Linked DNA regions of Mus musculus: region 2 is linked to region 1. A link is a loop called in an ENCODE intact Hi-C map of the cell type or tissue named here. Cell type or tissue: gastrocnemius. All regions are shown on one strand.

Region 1 (8,000 bases):
CGGAAGGGGCAAGGTCCGCTCAAGCCCACCGTAAAAAGGAGCGGGGAAAACAAAAAACATAGAGGAGGGAGAGCAGGCAAGTAGGGCAGTGTAGAGAAGTGGGGTAAAAGGACAAGGAGGGTAAAAGGGACTTACAGATGGAGCGCGGCGGGGGTGGGTGGGGTGGGTGTCCTGCACCTAAGATGCAGGAGAAGGGATGTGCGGAGCTCTGGGGCAAGTGAGGGAGCAGGGATGTGTGCGGAAAAAGCAGCGAGGTGGGATTCTTGAGGAAGAATTGGGGGGTCGCTTTCAGTGTGAGGTCTGTGGGTAACTGGGGGCAGGGAATTCGGGCCGTCACCTCCACTCAGACAGAGGCTCCGAGAGCAGCTCCCGGGCTACAGCCACCCGCTGGCAAACCGCGGAGGGGCGGGGAAAGAGCATTCGGCGCCTGTGATTGGCTGCCGTCCCGACGGCCGCTGACGCGAGCGGGCGGGCCCCTTTGTGACGTCACAATCAGCTGTTGAAGCGTTCGGATTTGTGCCCTGAGCCCGGGCGCAGCGGCCGCAGCAGCTCCGGGCGTCCGTTCGGGAGCCCCGCCGTCTCTCGGCCCGTCCCCGGTATGCGGCTCCAGTTGTGAGCACCGGCGACCCGGGGACGCCCGGCCGCACAACTACCTCAGCGCAGCGGTTGCTGCAGCGGCCCCAGGTGAGTCCCGACCTCCGGGCTGGGGGCTCCGGGCACCCCCAGGACACGCCCTGCGCCCCCCTCTCCCGTTCTTTGTCTGTCTCCGCCGGCGGCAGCCGGAGCTGCGTTCTTGGCTCCCTATTGGTTGCTCCAAGCCGGTAGGCCATGACGTTGCTTTATTTGCATATGACATTGAGACGTCACCAAGGCCAGCCCCGCCTTCCAGGCTTGCATGGGTGCTTGTCCTCTGGTGACCCGGTGGGCGCTATGTCGTGCCCAGCCGGCCGAGGGTTGAAGAGACGCTGAAAGACAAGCGGGATCCGAAGGGACTCGGCGGTTTCCTGGGCTAATCTAGGGACTGGGGTCAGGCCTCTCATTTGTTTTTTCCTTGTGACCTGAGAGAGGGTAGGACAGCAAAGCTCGATTTAAGTTGAGAGGGCGGTAAGTAGATGGAGCTTCAGACTCCAGGTCCTGGAGACACTACCAGATGGTAGCGGATCCCCTCTGTCTTCAGGCTCCGCCCCCTAACATAATAACATCCTTCTAATCCCTGACATGTGTGCAGAGCCTGAGTTGATGTCATTTTCAGCCTACAAATATTGAGGGTCTTAAGCCCCACTTCACGGAAGAGGAAACTGAGACTCAGAGAGACGTAGTTTACTGGAGATCTCAGCCAATTAGAATCACACTCACTAAGTGGTAGATTCCTTAGCTGAAGTATAAGCTACATGCTTACATACATCTACTGAGGACCCTATCTTGGGTTCAGCACCAACCACAATTTGATGGGATGCTTCAGTCTTCATGATCCTGGACATTTTCCCAGGAGGTCTCTGAAAATTGGGTCTCTTACAAGGCCCTGACCTCCTCTGCCTTCTTTCTACTTCAAAACCCAATAAATGGCCGTCTCCCAGCTGTTTTGACCACAGAAAGGTGAGTCACTAGTTGCCTGCCTCCAGGTGTCTCCAGGGCAGATGTTGTTGAGAGGGAGTTGGGAGTTCCCTCTGTGGGCCTCCCATCAGAGCTGTCAGCTGGGAGAACCAGACCCTTCCCTGGCATTAGTGATGCAGAGCTTATGCTGTTTCCTGAGGCTGCTTCCAGAGTGACAGAAGGATGTCTCTTACTTTCCAAGTAAGTAGATCTGGAGTCCTTCCCAGGTTGAGGGTCGCTCAAGAATGGCCTGGGCTAGGGTTGGCTTAGGCCTCCAGTGCTATTCTAGGCACAGCCTCTGTAGTATTAAGGGAATGGTTCTTCCTGGAGCAGAGCCAGGAATCTGAGAACCAGGAAGCCAGCAGGCTAGGAAAGAAAACCCAGGAGGCTCTCCTAGTGGTCAAAGGAGGGGGGCAGTCATAGCTGGCTGGTTGCTACCATCTCTCCTGGCTGTCACTCACTTCTGTATGATCTCCACCAGGGAGCTTCTCACTTGACATGTCAACAGTTGAAAAGGCTCATTGCAGGGACTGGTGCACAGTGTGAACCCTGGGAAATGCATGCAAAAGTTTGATGCCAGGGACCAGAGATCTACAGGGACCAGAGACCAGGGCCTGTGTCTGATTTCCCTGTTTCCTGTGTATTATATTTTTGGATATTACCTGTTGAGGTTTTTCTGATTGTATGTATTCTGCATTGCCACACCACCACTAAGCTATAGCTTTATTGGGTAGATTCATGTTCCCAATTTGATATCACCATCCCTAAAACAGGAGACTTGTTGTCTTGGTCCAGGGAAGGAGGCTTGGGTTTGAAGGCTTGGATCTTGGTCCAAAGCTTGTGTTTATCCTCAAGGGATCCCTGGATCTGACAGCTTCCTTCTTCCACTGTCTATCACTGACATGTGGTCTCACTGGACAGGATTCTTTCTCTTGGCTAGTGATGCTGAGTTTGAACAAGAGTCTAGGGGAAAGGGGAGTTAGAGTAGTGGGGCAGACCTGTAGGCACAGGTCCTCCTCATCTGAGGGTTGCCCAATCTCATGGTAAGATTGTAGAACTGAGCCGGGCGTGGTGGCACTCGCCTTTAATCCCAGCACTCGGGAGGCAGAGGCAGGCGGATTTCTGAATTCGAGGCCAGCCTGGTCTACAAAGTGAGTTCCAGGACAGCCAGGGCTACACAGAGAAACCCTGTCTCGAAAAACCCAAAAAAAAAAAAAAAAAAAAAAAGATTGTAGAACTGTAGTGATTACGGATGCTATTAGGTTCAAATACTACCTGTGTCTTTCACTAGCTGTGAGACTTTAGGTAGTTATCTTATTTCGCTGGGCCTTTTAAAAAAATTAATTAATTAAATGTATGTGAGTACACTGTTGTTGTCTTCAGCCACACCAGAAGAGAGCATCCGATCCCATCACAGCTGGTTGTGAGCCACCATGTGGTTGCTGGGAATTGAACTCAGGACCTCTGGAAGAACAGTCGGTGCTCTTGACTACTGAACCATCTCTCCAGCTCTCTGGGCTTTGTTTTATTTATCTCTCTATCAGAAAAAATTTTTTCTCTTCCTCCCACTCCTTTTCAGTCCCTTTGACAGGATCTTATGTAGCCAGGAACTATTTTTTTTTTTTTTTTTTTTTTTTTTAGGTAGGGCCCCATGTAGTTCAGACTGGCCTTTAACTCACTATGTAGCCTAAGCAGGACTTGGACTCTGATCCCCCTGCCTCTACCTTCTAAGTGCTAGGATAATAGACAGGAGGTCTTCATGTCTTTGAACTCTTGTCCTCTTGCCTCTAGCCCCTAAGTCCTAAGATTCCAGGCTTGCCCTTTCACACACTGTGAGGATATAAGGAAAAATGGACCAGGTTTCTTAGTATAGTGTTGTATGTTACTGACACAGGAATATTAATTATGATGATGGTAATAAGAACAATTTTTTTCCCTTAATGGAAAATTCCTATTTACTCCTCAAAGCCCAGGTTGGCTGTTATCTTCCTCTAGAGACTTACCCTGGCAAAGCTTGGTCATATATATCACTTCTTCCATATCCCCAAAGCACCCTGTCATAACACCAAGTTTATTAGCTTATTGAATGTTTACTGTGTGCTCAGGCACTGTTCTAAACATGTCATTAAGTGTTTCCTCATTTAAGTCTTATTACGATTGTCATTTGACAGATGAGAAAACAAAGACCCAGCACCTTTCTAAGTGCATACAGGAACACCCACTGAATGCAGAAAAGCACACACACCAAGAGCTTCTCTGCTATTACTGCTCTGGCAGCTAGGGGCTATAGCCTTGTCTCCAGCTACCAACTGAAGGGCTGACTTTAGTTCGTGCTTCTACTAATGTCTTTCTATGCTTCTCAGGGCTTTAAACTGCCATAGGGCGCCCCCTTGAGGTTGCTTCACCCGCTGACCATGTTCCAGCGCTTCACCAGCCTTTTCTTCAACACCCCTGCGCCTCCTGAAGACTCCAACTGTCCGGGGGCCTTTGTCTCTGAGGAGGATGAAGTGGATGGCTGGCTCATCATCGACCTACAGGGTGAGGCTTGAGTCAGGATCCAGCACTCTTGATTCCCTAGTCTATGAGCATAATGAGGACAGGAGGTGTTGCAATATAGAGGGGAAGAGGGCTATTTGGATGTTGGAGTCCCCCTAGGCCTACTGGAAAAATTAAAGTAGAAGCCGTGAGCCCAGAGGTGAGGTAACACAGACCCTTCTCTTGAAAGCTCTGGCTCCTGCCATTTGTTGGGGCACACACCTGGGACACCTAGGGCGGTGGGCTAAGGATCCTGGCCTTCAGGTGCTCTCTGGGCACGATGGATAGAGGTGCAGGTCTGACTAACGATGCCCTTTCTCTCCCCATCCCATGTGTCTGGCATATGTGTGTGTGTGTATGTGTGTCCCACCCTGCTGCTCCCTCTCCTCTGCATGGCTTCCCATTCCCACACCCTATAGACAGCTATACAGCTCCTCCCGACCCCGGGGCCTCGCCTGCTCCTGCAGGCCGCCCTCCACCCGCGCCCTCCTTGATGGATGAGAGCTGGTTTGTTACCCCTCCCGCCTGTTTTACTGCAGAGGGGCCCGGCCTTGGGCCTGCCCGCCTCCAGAGCAATCCGCTGGAGGACCTCCTCATTGAGCATCCCAGCATGTCCGTTTATGTCACCGGCAGCACCATAGTGCTGGAGTCTGGGCCACCTTCCCCTCACCCTGAAGCTGCCTTGCCTGATCAGGACCTCAGCGATGGGTGAGTGGGTTGAGGGTGGAGACTGGAGGCTAGGGTCTAGGAGACTAGCAGGGGCGTGTCCTTGGGATAAAGGGCTGAAGGAAAAGAGGCGTGGTCTTGTGGCTAAGGTGGGGCTTGGGAGAGCCCTGGCTCAGAGGATTGGGAGGGACCAGCCTGATCTGCCAGACAGAATCAGAGTAGGACTTGTATTGGGGGGTCAGGGTTTTTTCCCTGTTCTGCCTAGTTACCTGTGCCAGGTGCTTAATCACAACTCTAATTGTGATTAAAGGAAGAATTTGTACCCCTCAGTGGTCTGCCCCGCAGAAATAGGGTGTGGGATGCCAACCCTGATCTCTTCCCTCTCTGACAGAGTTGTACTCTGTTTCTGCAGAGAGCTGGCGCCTGCCCTCCGGGAACCCAGGGCCTTGCACCACGCAGCTGCTCCTATGCCCGCTCGAGCTGTGCTGCTGGAGAAGGCTGGCCAGGTGCGGAGGCTGCAGAGAGCCCGACAGCGGGCTGAGCGCCACACATTGAGTGCTAAAGTGTTGCAACGGCAGAATCGCGCCCGGGAGAGCCGTTCGCGCCGGCCCAAGCACCAGGGCAGCTTTATTTACCAGCCGTGCCAGCGCCAGTTCAACTACTGAGCGCCCCTGCTGCACCGCGAATCCCTCGCCGACTCCTGGTCCCATCCGCCTCCTCTGCAGCAGCCAGTGTGCTGCTCGAGGGTGTTGGGGGGTCCACCCGCCTCCATCTGGATACTACAACCTCCCTCCTTCCTAAGTTTTGAGGTGGGGTGATGGCCCTCTACTTCCCTGTTTATAGTCTAACTCACCTATTAACCTCTCTCATCCTGGGTCATCCTCCCTCCTTTCTCAGTGTCTGATTCTCCACCCTCACACTCCCCACACCCACTCTCCCATGCTTCTTTTTAGGACCTCTATTCTTGTCTCTCGCCCCTTCACCTTTTCCCTCTTAGCCCACCCGATTCCTAAGACCCTGACTTGGCACCTTCTCCGCTTCAGCTCCTACTTTCCAAGACTTACTCTTCTGTTTGGGATCGCTCCCACTCTTGTTCCCTTTTTTTCATTCCTGGCAATTCCCTCCCAATCCTGCAGGTGCAACCTGCCAGGCCTGGGCCATTGTCCTCATCCTGTAGTCAGGGATCAGGCATGGGTTTTGATTTCAGTTTTCCCCCTTTCTCTGCCCTGGGGGCTGGGCTCCTTATTGCTGCTTAGGCCTAGAAAGTTTAAGTATGTGGAAGAGGAGAGTGAGTTGTAAGTTAGATAAGGTGAAGGGAATGGAGGGAAACAGGCAGCCTAGTGGGGGCCGCAGATGGGGACAGGTGGGTTGAGAAGTAGCAGGGAGCAGGGCATCTTGGGAGCTGGTATTGTGCTTGGTCAGAGTAGCTAAGCCCTGGTCTTAGGCCTGAGCCTGGAGTCTGCCCCCATTTCCTTTTCCTATAATCCTGCCTTCCAGGGTTCCCCCCTCCCTGAAATTTGTCCTTCAGGAGTAACCCCTACCCACCCCTGTCCCTGTGAGTCTGGAGTCCGAAGGGCTTGTACCTTGTCACCTTACCTTGTCATGCCACCCCAGGAGTAGAAGCTGGGTAAGGCCCCATCATCCTGACCATCTCTGTTCATATGCCCAAGGTGCTAGAATTAGCTTAGGAGAGATGCAGGCCAGAGGATTTCCAGGCAGGGAAAAGGAAACACACCCCAAGGCAAGAATGAGGAGGCATGATGCTAAGGAGGACAACTATGAGGTAAAGCCATCCCCAGACTGACAGCTCTGCCTTTATCTTGCCTCTGGCCTTATATTTCATACTTTGTTCAATATGGCTGGATAATAAACACTCCTGGGTAGAGGAGGCCAGGAGCCTCACTGTCCCAATTCCCAAATTTTTCTTACAGAGATTCAGGGCCTTCAAGAGTCTTCTTAATGTTCTCCCACAGGGCTCTTTCTGAGTGCCCTATAATCCCTCCCCCCTTTCTAATTCAATATCTGGAGTAAGGAATTCTTGGGTAGGGCACAGGGATGGGGTTGCCAGCTTCTTCTTTCTTGTGGTGGGGCTCAGACACCAGCAACAGCCTCTTGGGATGCCCCAAGTTGTTTCCGGTTCTTTCTAGCTGTCCTTTTTAAAGTGTGTGCTCTTCCTTCCTTAAAACCTTTAGATGTCCTGTTACACTAACACAGGTCTTCCCTTCCCTCCAACCCCAGGTTTCAGGTCTCAGAGCCAAGCCAGGGTTGGAGAAAACTGCATTCCTACGAGGGTAAAAGTAGCTGCCCTCTTTGATCCTTTCTTACTAGGCTTCATGTGGGATGGGAGAGGATGTCCCCAGGATGGGGACAGAGGAAGCCCTGCTAGGGTCTCCTAGCCCAGTAAGCCAAATGGGAACTATAAGCAGATCAAAATTTTACACTAGCTTATTAGAGCCCTATTAGTTCCTGTCCCAAGTTCTTCAGTTACAACCTAGTAGTATACTTACTCTTCCAACTGTCCTAAGGTCACTTCCCAGCCAGCTTAGGATCTTCAGCATTTTTAAGAGCTGAAGCTCCCTCTTGCCCTTCTTGTCTACTCCTCACTGCCAGTTGGGGCCTAGGCTTAGTCCTGGGCAAATGTCCATGATCTTGCTGCTGTAGGAAGCTTGATAGGGCATTTGGCTCAAATTTCAGAAGGCCTCGCTCCTGACCTAATTTCTCAAAGCTCCGGTAGTTCTAGACCCCTCCAATTTCTCATCTGGTTGCAAGGCTTATTTTTCTTTTGTACTTTCCTATAGATGCTATAGCATTTGAGTGTGGCAATATTTTTGTTGTGTATAGATGTCTAAGAACCAACACTACTCAGTCTCCTGCTAGTCTGACTCCTGAAGCATCAGACCCTGTCATACTGTATTGACTGTGTATGTGCCTTTCACCTTGAGCATGCTTCAGGAATTTTTTTTTTTCTTAAACCACAGAACTTGAATACACAAGGGAACCAGAATTCACAAAGTCCTATGCAACCCTAGACAGGAGGAGGTTAGAGAGTCTGTCTTGATTTGTGGTTTCAGAGACCCTAGAGAAATTTGTACCAGTTTGTATTAAAGTCAGTACTACCAGCACTTTGCCAAAACTACGGATGTCAGAGGGACCTGTTTCTAGAGTGAGTCCCAATTACATCAAAGGGCAACCTGCGCTTTCTCCAA
Region 2 (8,000 bases), 91 kb before region 1:
CATGTGTAGTAACGTACATTAATCACAGCCCTGGGGAAGCAAAGACAGGGTCCTAGAGCTCACTGGCTGGCCCGTACAGCTGAATTGGCAAGTGCCAGGTTTAGGGAGAAATGCTATCTCAAAAAATAAGGTGAAGGGTGACTGAAGAAGACACCCAACATCAACTATGGTCTCCCCACCCAACAAACACACACGTGCTTGCACGCACCTCCCAACACAAAAGCAAAGATCGCTAGGCAAACACTGTACACTGAGTAGATTCCTAAATCCCAATAAAGACTTCTATTAGTTTGTTTGTTTAAGATGGTGTTACTATTAATCCAGGAAAGTCCTGACCGTGTTTCAGAGGAAAGGGTGACACTGAGCTCTGATCTTGCTCCTCAGTGCAAGCAAGCATTGTGCCATGTGCGCCCTGCCACACCCACCGTCAGACGTCCACACTGGGGATCTAACCTTGGGTTTCGAGCCTGCTACTCCAGCACGTCACTGCTGAGCTACAGGCCTAACCTTGGAACTCTATTTTCCATTTCACATTTTTTTTGTTTGATTTCTTTCCCGTAACAACAATAAATTTATTACTTATGTGATTAAAAATGCATTCAAAATGTTTTTAAAGGGTAAGAAATGTGGGCTGGAAAAAAGCTCTTCAGTTAAAAGCACTGGCTGCTCTTCCAGAGGATTCAGGGTCAATCCAGCACTCTTGGGGTGGCTTACAACACCCATAACTCCAATTACTGGGAAGCCTATGTCCTCTTTTGGCCTCTATGGGCACCAGGAACACACCTGGGACATACAAAGACAAAATGCTCAAACACATAAAATGAAAATAAACAAGTGAGTAAATAAAGGTTAAGAGATGATGGAGCTGAGGAGAGTCCTCAGTCAATATAGAGCTTCCCATGCAAGCATGGGAGCACCGGGTGGACTTCCAGCACCCACATGAAAAGCCAGGCCTGGTGGCACGTTTTTGTAACCCAGAGGTGGACAGGACGATCCGGGGAACTTACTGGCTGATTAGCCTAACTTAACTTGGTGAGCCCCGAGTTCTGGTGAGAGACTTTTCTCAAAACATAAGGTTGGGGGCTGGAAAATGGCTCAATGCTTAAGAGTGCTTTCTGCTTTTGCAAAGGACCAAAGTGTGGGTCTCAGGAGGTTCGTTCAGTGGCTCAATCCTCCTATGACTGCAGCTCTAGGAAAGATGATGCTCTCTTTTGACCTCCTAGGGCAAGCGCACACACAGTAATAAAAAGTTTTTTCTTAACCTTTAAAGGTAAGAAAAGATGCCGAGACTTTGGCTGATCGCTATAGTTCAGCTACAAATATAAAACCGGGCCTATTGCCTTTGGTCTCTAGCTCAACCCCAATCCCTCTTTTCCACTAAGTAAGTTTCTCTTGCTTTTGATGTCACCTGATGAGTTACAAGTAGCCCCCGGTATTAAGGGACCTTCCTCTCACAGAGGCAGCCACAGAAGAGAAAGCTGTGATCTGGCAAGTCGCATGGCTGCCTCAAAAAACACTGCCAATTTCATTTCTTGAGCAAAACTAGAGAGCCGAGATAACAGGCAGATGCTGGGATGTGTGCAGAAGGAAGGGGCTCAGGTAAGCACAAGCACCCCCTGGCCCTGGGGTATTTTACACCGCATTGAATCCTGCAGATCTCTGCCCTGGCAGGACATTCACTGTCAGAAACTACCACTAGGGCTGAGACCTCTCGTTTGCTGTTCATATACCATATATGGTTGAATTGGATGAAAATCCTTCAGCCACATCTACACAGGAAACACCAGTCCCAGGCTGGAAGTTAAGAGCACTGACTGCTCTTCCAAAGGTCCTGAGTTCAAATCCCAGCAAATCATCCGTAACTAGATCTGACGCTCTCTTCTGGAGTGTCTAAAGACAGCTACAGTGTACTTACATATAATAAATAAATACATCTTTAAACAAATAAAATAAAAAATAAAACAACAGGGGCCAGGGATATAGCTTAATTGTTAGAATGCTTGCCAAGCATCCAGAAAGCCCTGGATTCTATCCCCAGCACTACATAAATCAGGGATGGAGCCGGGCGCACGCCTTTAACCCTAGCACTTGGGAGGCAAAGGCAGGTGGATTTCTGAGTTCGATGCCAGCTTGGTCTACAAGTGAGTTCCAGGACAGCCAGGGCTACACAGAGAGACCCTGTCTCGAAAAACCAAAAAAATAAAAATAAAAACCAACAACAACAACAAAAAAAACCAAACCAGGGATGGTGATGAAAACTCAGGAGGTGGAGGCAGGAGGATCAGAAGATGAAGGTCTTCCTTGGCTGCATAGTTACTTGGAAGCTGGCCTGGGCTGTATGAGACACTGTTGTTTTATTGTGCAGCCAACAGGAATCCCATCCCATTCCTAAGCTCCTTGCTTTTGCTTTTACTGTCCTCAAAGCCCACAAAGCTGTCTTCACCCCGACCTGTTCACCATATTACACTTGACGTACTGTCAGTGCTAACAGGATAATAAAAGGGGGTGCCTCTGAAGCTGGGGCTTACTGAATTTGTTTCTTAGCTCTACTGACCATGAATGAGAGCCTCAGTCCTTCAACTATAAACTATGGATAACGATATCTTTCTCTAGATTTGTTGTAAGGCCTTACTGAAGCAACGCTCATCACGGTACCTAATACATGTATGACAGATTCAACTTCATGCTGTTCACTCTCCTGCTCCTTCTACCCAAGTGAGATCAAAGGCAGAGGAACTGCCACCCCACACACCCCTGCATAGTCAAAACTACAGGGTGGGAACCCAGGGCCTCAGCTGATAGCCTGAGACTCAAAATGACACCCTGACCCTGTGCGACCCTCAACTCTTACCTGCCCAACATTGAAGGTCAGTGTGATGGCATAAAAGAAATTAGAGTTGGCACTTCCTGCATAAATCCATAGGTGCCACAGGACAGGGAAGAGAAGAGAGCAGACGATGATGATGCAGGTGAGGACGAAGATGTTCCGCAGGACTGCAAAGACAAGTGGTCAGTTAGCCTGGCACTCAGTCTCTCATACCCTTTTTGCTGTGATAGTCACAGGACAGGGAGCTCAGATGGCTCAAAGGCAGAGCACTCCCAGAACACTGTGTGCTAGGAACAAACCTCAGAGCCAGGTGAATGGTTTCCCATGCCCACAATTGCTGGGGATCTGTATTTGAAGACTTTCCGCCCACCAAAGGCTTGTCTGCCTTAAAACTGGCGCAATCAGGGGGCTGGTGAGATGGCTCAGCAGGTAAGAGCACTCGACTGTTCTTCCAAAGGTCCTGAGTTCAAATCCCAGCAACCACATGGTGGCTCACAACCACCCATAATGAGATCTGACTCCCTCTTCTGGTGCATCTGAAGATAGCTACAGTGTACTTACATATATAAATAAATCTTTAAAAAAAAAAAAAACTGGCGCAATCAGCAATTCTGCGAATGCTTCTAAGCCTAATAGTGAGGCATTCCATGAAGACACCTGTCTTCTACTCTTCAACCTCCCCTCTTGGGTACAACATGGCTGGAGACAAAGGCTTCAGATGGGTGACAGGAAAGAGACCCAAGTACAGAGATGAAAGAGGCCATGAGTGCAGCCTGTGGGCTGCAAAGAGACATTTCAATGTGCTTGGAAGACCTTCGCTGGCATCTAGTTGGATTCAGGCCAATGGTGACCTTTGCAGGAACAGGGAACTGCTACTCACTCTTGCTGGCTGGAAGGCTGAAAGATTAAAGCTCTATGCCAGAGCAGATGGAACTGGGGACCTGGGGCACAGTACAGCTTGTTCCAGGCACCAGGAGGCGTCAGAGATGACCAGGGCCTACACCCTTCATCAGACCTGCTAGGTCAGATGGAGTCAAGTTCCCCAGACAGTCACTGGGTGGCTTATCCAATCTGCTGCACCACACTGAAGAACAGGGGCTTCTGACAAGGCCCTTTCCCTCTCGAGCCTCAGGCATTTAGAAATAAAATGTCACCAAAAGTATCTAGTCTCATCAGGAGGGTAATAGAGGGAATTAGGGGGCTTCAAAGGTCAAAGAGATGTTCTTTTCTTAAATTACATGCTAGATATATAGGAACTTACAGCATAATGCTTATAATTTATTTGTATTTTAATCAACATTCTTTTACCTTTATACAATAGCTAATTAAAAAAAAAATACAACACATGTTCAACTCCAGCCCTGAGCCCTGTGGTAGCTGGCTTTGCAGCTGGGCCACTGCAGGCTGGCACCAGCTCTGCCAGCAGGCTGTTCTCTAATACCACAAGTATGCGTTTGTCTTGTCTGACTCATCCTGACTCAAGGCTTCAGAAGCCAATGACTGTGATATATTTATTGATTTATTTGTTTTTGTTTTTGAAGATAGTCCCGGCTGTCCTGGAACTCACTCAGTAAGCCAGACTGGCCTTCGACTCAGAGATCCACCTGCCTCTGCCTCCCAAGTGCCGGGATTAAAGACATGTCCAGAGCAGGGCCTATTCTTCTTTTCTCTTCCACTGGCCAATGCAAGAAAATAGGTAAGGTGGGACCTGGGAGATCAATACTAGCAGCTAGTATTTCAATGGGACATTCTACAATATTAACTATATTCAACTAGAACAAAAGACTTCACAAAATGTCTACTCAGGGTCCCAAGGCCAGAGCTAAAGTCACTTAGTGAGAGGACAAATCCCAAACAGATGCTCCAAACATTAGGAGTCCCTGGACAGTGCACACAGCACAAAGCATGCTGACTACTATGCTCTGCAGGAACTTAGGATATGCTGTGTCTATGAAGTCCTTGCACAACCACTTGATGCCTCTCTCTACTTAGTAGAGCCTATAAGATCATCTAGGTTTCTGGAAATTTCCTCTTTCTCTGCCCCATCATCTCTGTGGGCATAAAATAATTTATTTCAAGTTTTAAAAATATTTATTTCAATGTCCCTGGCTGCTATACCGGCAGCTTTGATGGTGGAAATATGCAGGGGATACCCTGGTTAATTATCACTGATGATAACTGCAGTGCCATTAACATATTTTCTTTTTTCAAACTTAAAAAAATATCCATGCCGTGCAGTGGTGGTGCACGCCTTTAACCCCAGCACTTGGGAGGCAGCCTGGTCTACAGAGCGAGTTCCAGGACAGCCAGGGATACACAGAGAAACTCTGTCTCGAAAAACCAAACCAACCAACCAACCAAACAAACAAAAAAACCCAAAAAACAAAAACACCCCCAAAAAAATCCATGAAAAATACTTTTTTTTTTTTTGAGTCAGGTCTCATATGGCCTGGAATTCCCTTTTGTAGCCTTGGCTAACCTCAAACTTGCTATCCTCCCGCTTCAGCCTCTTAAGTGTTAGGGTTATAGATCCATGCCAGAAAGCTCCACTTACTCTCTTCATCTCATGGACGGAAAAGGAAAACTCAGAGGCGCAGAAAGGCTAAAGAAGCTGCCTGGGAAAGGCAGAGTGTAGACTCAAGCTGTAGTCTGTCTGTCTACAAACTGAATTCAGCAACGTGAGAATGCTACACAACGCCTCTGAGGAAGGGCAATGCCCTCTTTAGGACGGACAGCTAACGAAAACAACCTGGTTGGGACAGGGAAAGACCAGTGCCTGAAGCCCTACCCTCCCACAGACCAAGGCATGTCTATATATTCCAATTGCCTGTGATTCATCACTGGGTGATTCTTATCTGTGAAATGAGGATGTCACAAGCAGAAGATGCCACCTCCTCTCAGTCAGCTCAGATTGGTCACCATTCTAACCAGGCCTGAGAGACACACCTGGCCTGGGCGTGGTCTGCCCACTTCACTGTTTACCTTCACTCCGGGGCTACACTCACAGGTAGGTTTCCTACTCACAGCTGGTCAGTTTCACTTCCTGCTTGACACCCAGACAAAACAACAGGAACTAACTTCTTGGGCAGCTTGCTCTAGGAGTTCGCTTCTGACGCTTGGCTGCATATCGCAGCTCCTTGAGAGAACCAGGAAGGTACCTGGGCTCTGCTTCCCTCACGGGGAGGGGAGGCTTCAGCAGCCTTCTACATACATTTGCAGACTCTTTTCCCCCCTTTTTCGATTGTTGTTGTTTTTCAAGACAAGGTTTCTCTGTGTAGTCTTGGCTTCACTATGCTGAACAGGCTGGCCTCAAACTCAGAGATCCTCCTGCCTCTGCCTCCCAAGTACTAGCATTAAAGTTGTGTGCCACACTGCCCTGTCATTTGCTGATTCTTTTGTGTTAGAATCCATGTTGGGTGTAAGGATATCTTACCCTACAGGAGCCTCGGGAGAAATGGGTAGAATTGAGAAGGGTCTTTATAGGAAGCAGGAAGTCCTATGTTCATAGCCAAAGGCTACAGTTGCACTTGTTCAATAAGAAGCTTGACCACTGTCCAATAAGAAGCTTGGTCACATGTAGCTTCATACATTTAATTTTAAACAAGAATTTCAGTTTCTACTGACACCATGGCTCTTCTTTGTAGTCTCAGTATTCAGGAAGTTAAGATAGGATGACTTCTTCTAATTTTAGGACAGCCTAGGCTATATAGTGAGTTTCAGGATAGCCTTGGCTACAGTCTAGGATCTGTCTCAAACAAACAAACAAATAAACTAATGGAAAAAAATCTGTCCATGACAGTATACACCAGTAAACCTGGATCTGAGAGGTGAAGGCAGAAGGATCAGGAGTTCAAGGTAATCTTCAGCTATACAGTGAGCTTAAGGCCAGTTTGGGCAATATGAAACCCTATGCCACAAAGCTGGAAATAGAGGAGAAAAGAAAGAAAAAACTTAGTTTCTGTATAATATTAGTAGCCACTCTATTAGAATACAGACTAGACACGGTCATCATTACAAACAGCGAGGTTGGACAGCACTGGGCAAGGCCTAGAGAGCTAGGCTCCAATTCCTAGTCTTTCTATTTAGCAGTCACAGGACCTTGAACAAGTGGCTCTATCTTTTTGTACCTCAGTTTTCTCATCTGTATAAGGAAATACTTACCTCCAAAGCTGATGCAAAGACAAAATGACCAACAGCAGTCAGGAACACAGTCACATGCTCTAAGCGATTGTTCTTTGTCACTGACCACAGGACCAGGAGGCACAGAGGCACATGCATGCTTCAGTGGCCTCCTCTTTCTCGGTGCTACCAGCAATGGGTGCCCAGTAAATGCATATCAATTCCTTCTCCCAGCTATTTCGCCTAGCAGTTAGCTGCACTTGAATCTATCCCTAGTGAGGAAAGTCAGAATACTCACATCTGTAGAGATGGTTCCACACAGGGAAGAAAGCCATGTAGAGGGCCACATCCCCCACAGTTGGATAGGACTTGAAGATAGAGATGATGGCAATCTGAATGAACATGAAGAAGATGGGATGCTCCCTGGAGCAGGGCAGGGAAGACAAACAGGCAGAGAGATTAGCCAGGGACTAGGCCCACCTTAGAGACCCCTGATCCTACCTCACCAACCAAAAGTACTCCCTAGGGGTCCTTCAGGCAAAGGCTGCCTTACTACTCACAAGGCATGCATGAGCCAGGCTTCAGTAGCAGGGCAGGAAACTACAGATATCAAATGCCCAGAGGTGGCAAGGAAGACCAGACAAACACCAGTTTATAGGGACATTGCCCACCAGTGGCTTCCTCCTGTCTGTACTAGCTTTCAGCATGCCCCCGGGAACCAAAGGAAGCAAATGAAGTTAGCATTCCTTATCAGGGTGGTGGTGGTGCACACTTTTATTCCCAGGACTTAGGAGGCAGAGGCAGGCAGAGTGAGTTTCAGAGCAGCCAAAGGTACACAGAGAAACCATGTCTTGAAAAAAAAAAAAGTTAAGCATTTCTTATTAGAATCCTAAATGACTGCTTGTCAAGAGAAATCAGGCAAAGGTCGCTGCGACAGGTCCCAAGACAGGAAGTGCCTGCTGGCTGATGGCTTGCTTACTGTTTACAGTCAGAGAAACAAGAGCACCGAGAGTTACACTCAGCATTTTCAGCTCTTCAGGGGCCAAAATTCTCT

Evidence for each region. A loop is a pair of places that touch in the nucleus more often than their neighbours do. Peaks named below come from ENCODE experiments on the same cell type or tissue, not always from the same donor. Only the 100,000 strongest peaks of a DNase experiment are listed, where the experiment ranks them.
Region 2: it touches region 1 in a loop (2.7-fold over the local background); 6 of 42 quality-filtered maps call a loop at or near these places.

The regions. Positions count from the first base shown.
Region 1 is chr2:155,381,334-155,389,333 of GRCm38, forward strand. Trp53inp2 (transformation related protein 53 inducible nuclear protein 2) reads left to right here and starts at 523. Exons shown (of 4, transcript NM_178111.3): 1 at 523-684; 2 at 3,957-4,131; 3 at 4,548-4,836; 4 at 5,207-8,000. The coding sequence starts at 4,008. The coding sequence ends at 5,459. In gastrocnemius, CTCF peaks have their summits at 1,996 and 3,967 (motif pointing left); DNase peaks (open chromatin) are centred at 19, 438, 808, 1,840 and 3 more places; H3K4me3 peaks cover 6,594 bases; H3K27ac peaks cover 8,000 bases.
Region 2 is chr2:155,289,839-155,297,838 of GRCm38, forward strand. It overlaps Pigu (phosphatidylinositol glycan anchor biosynthesis, class U), which reads right to left. Exons shown (of 12, transcript NM_001004721.1): 10 at 7,245-7,369; 11 at 2,852-2,994. Among named protein-coding and RNA genes, the nearest start is that of Map1lc3a, 17 kb to the left of the region's middle. In gastrocnemius, a CTCF peak has its summit at 4,250; a DNase peak (open chromatin) is centred at 3,683; H3K27ac peaks cover 5,367 bases.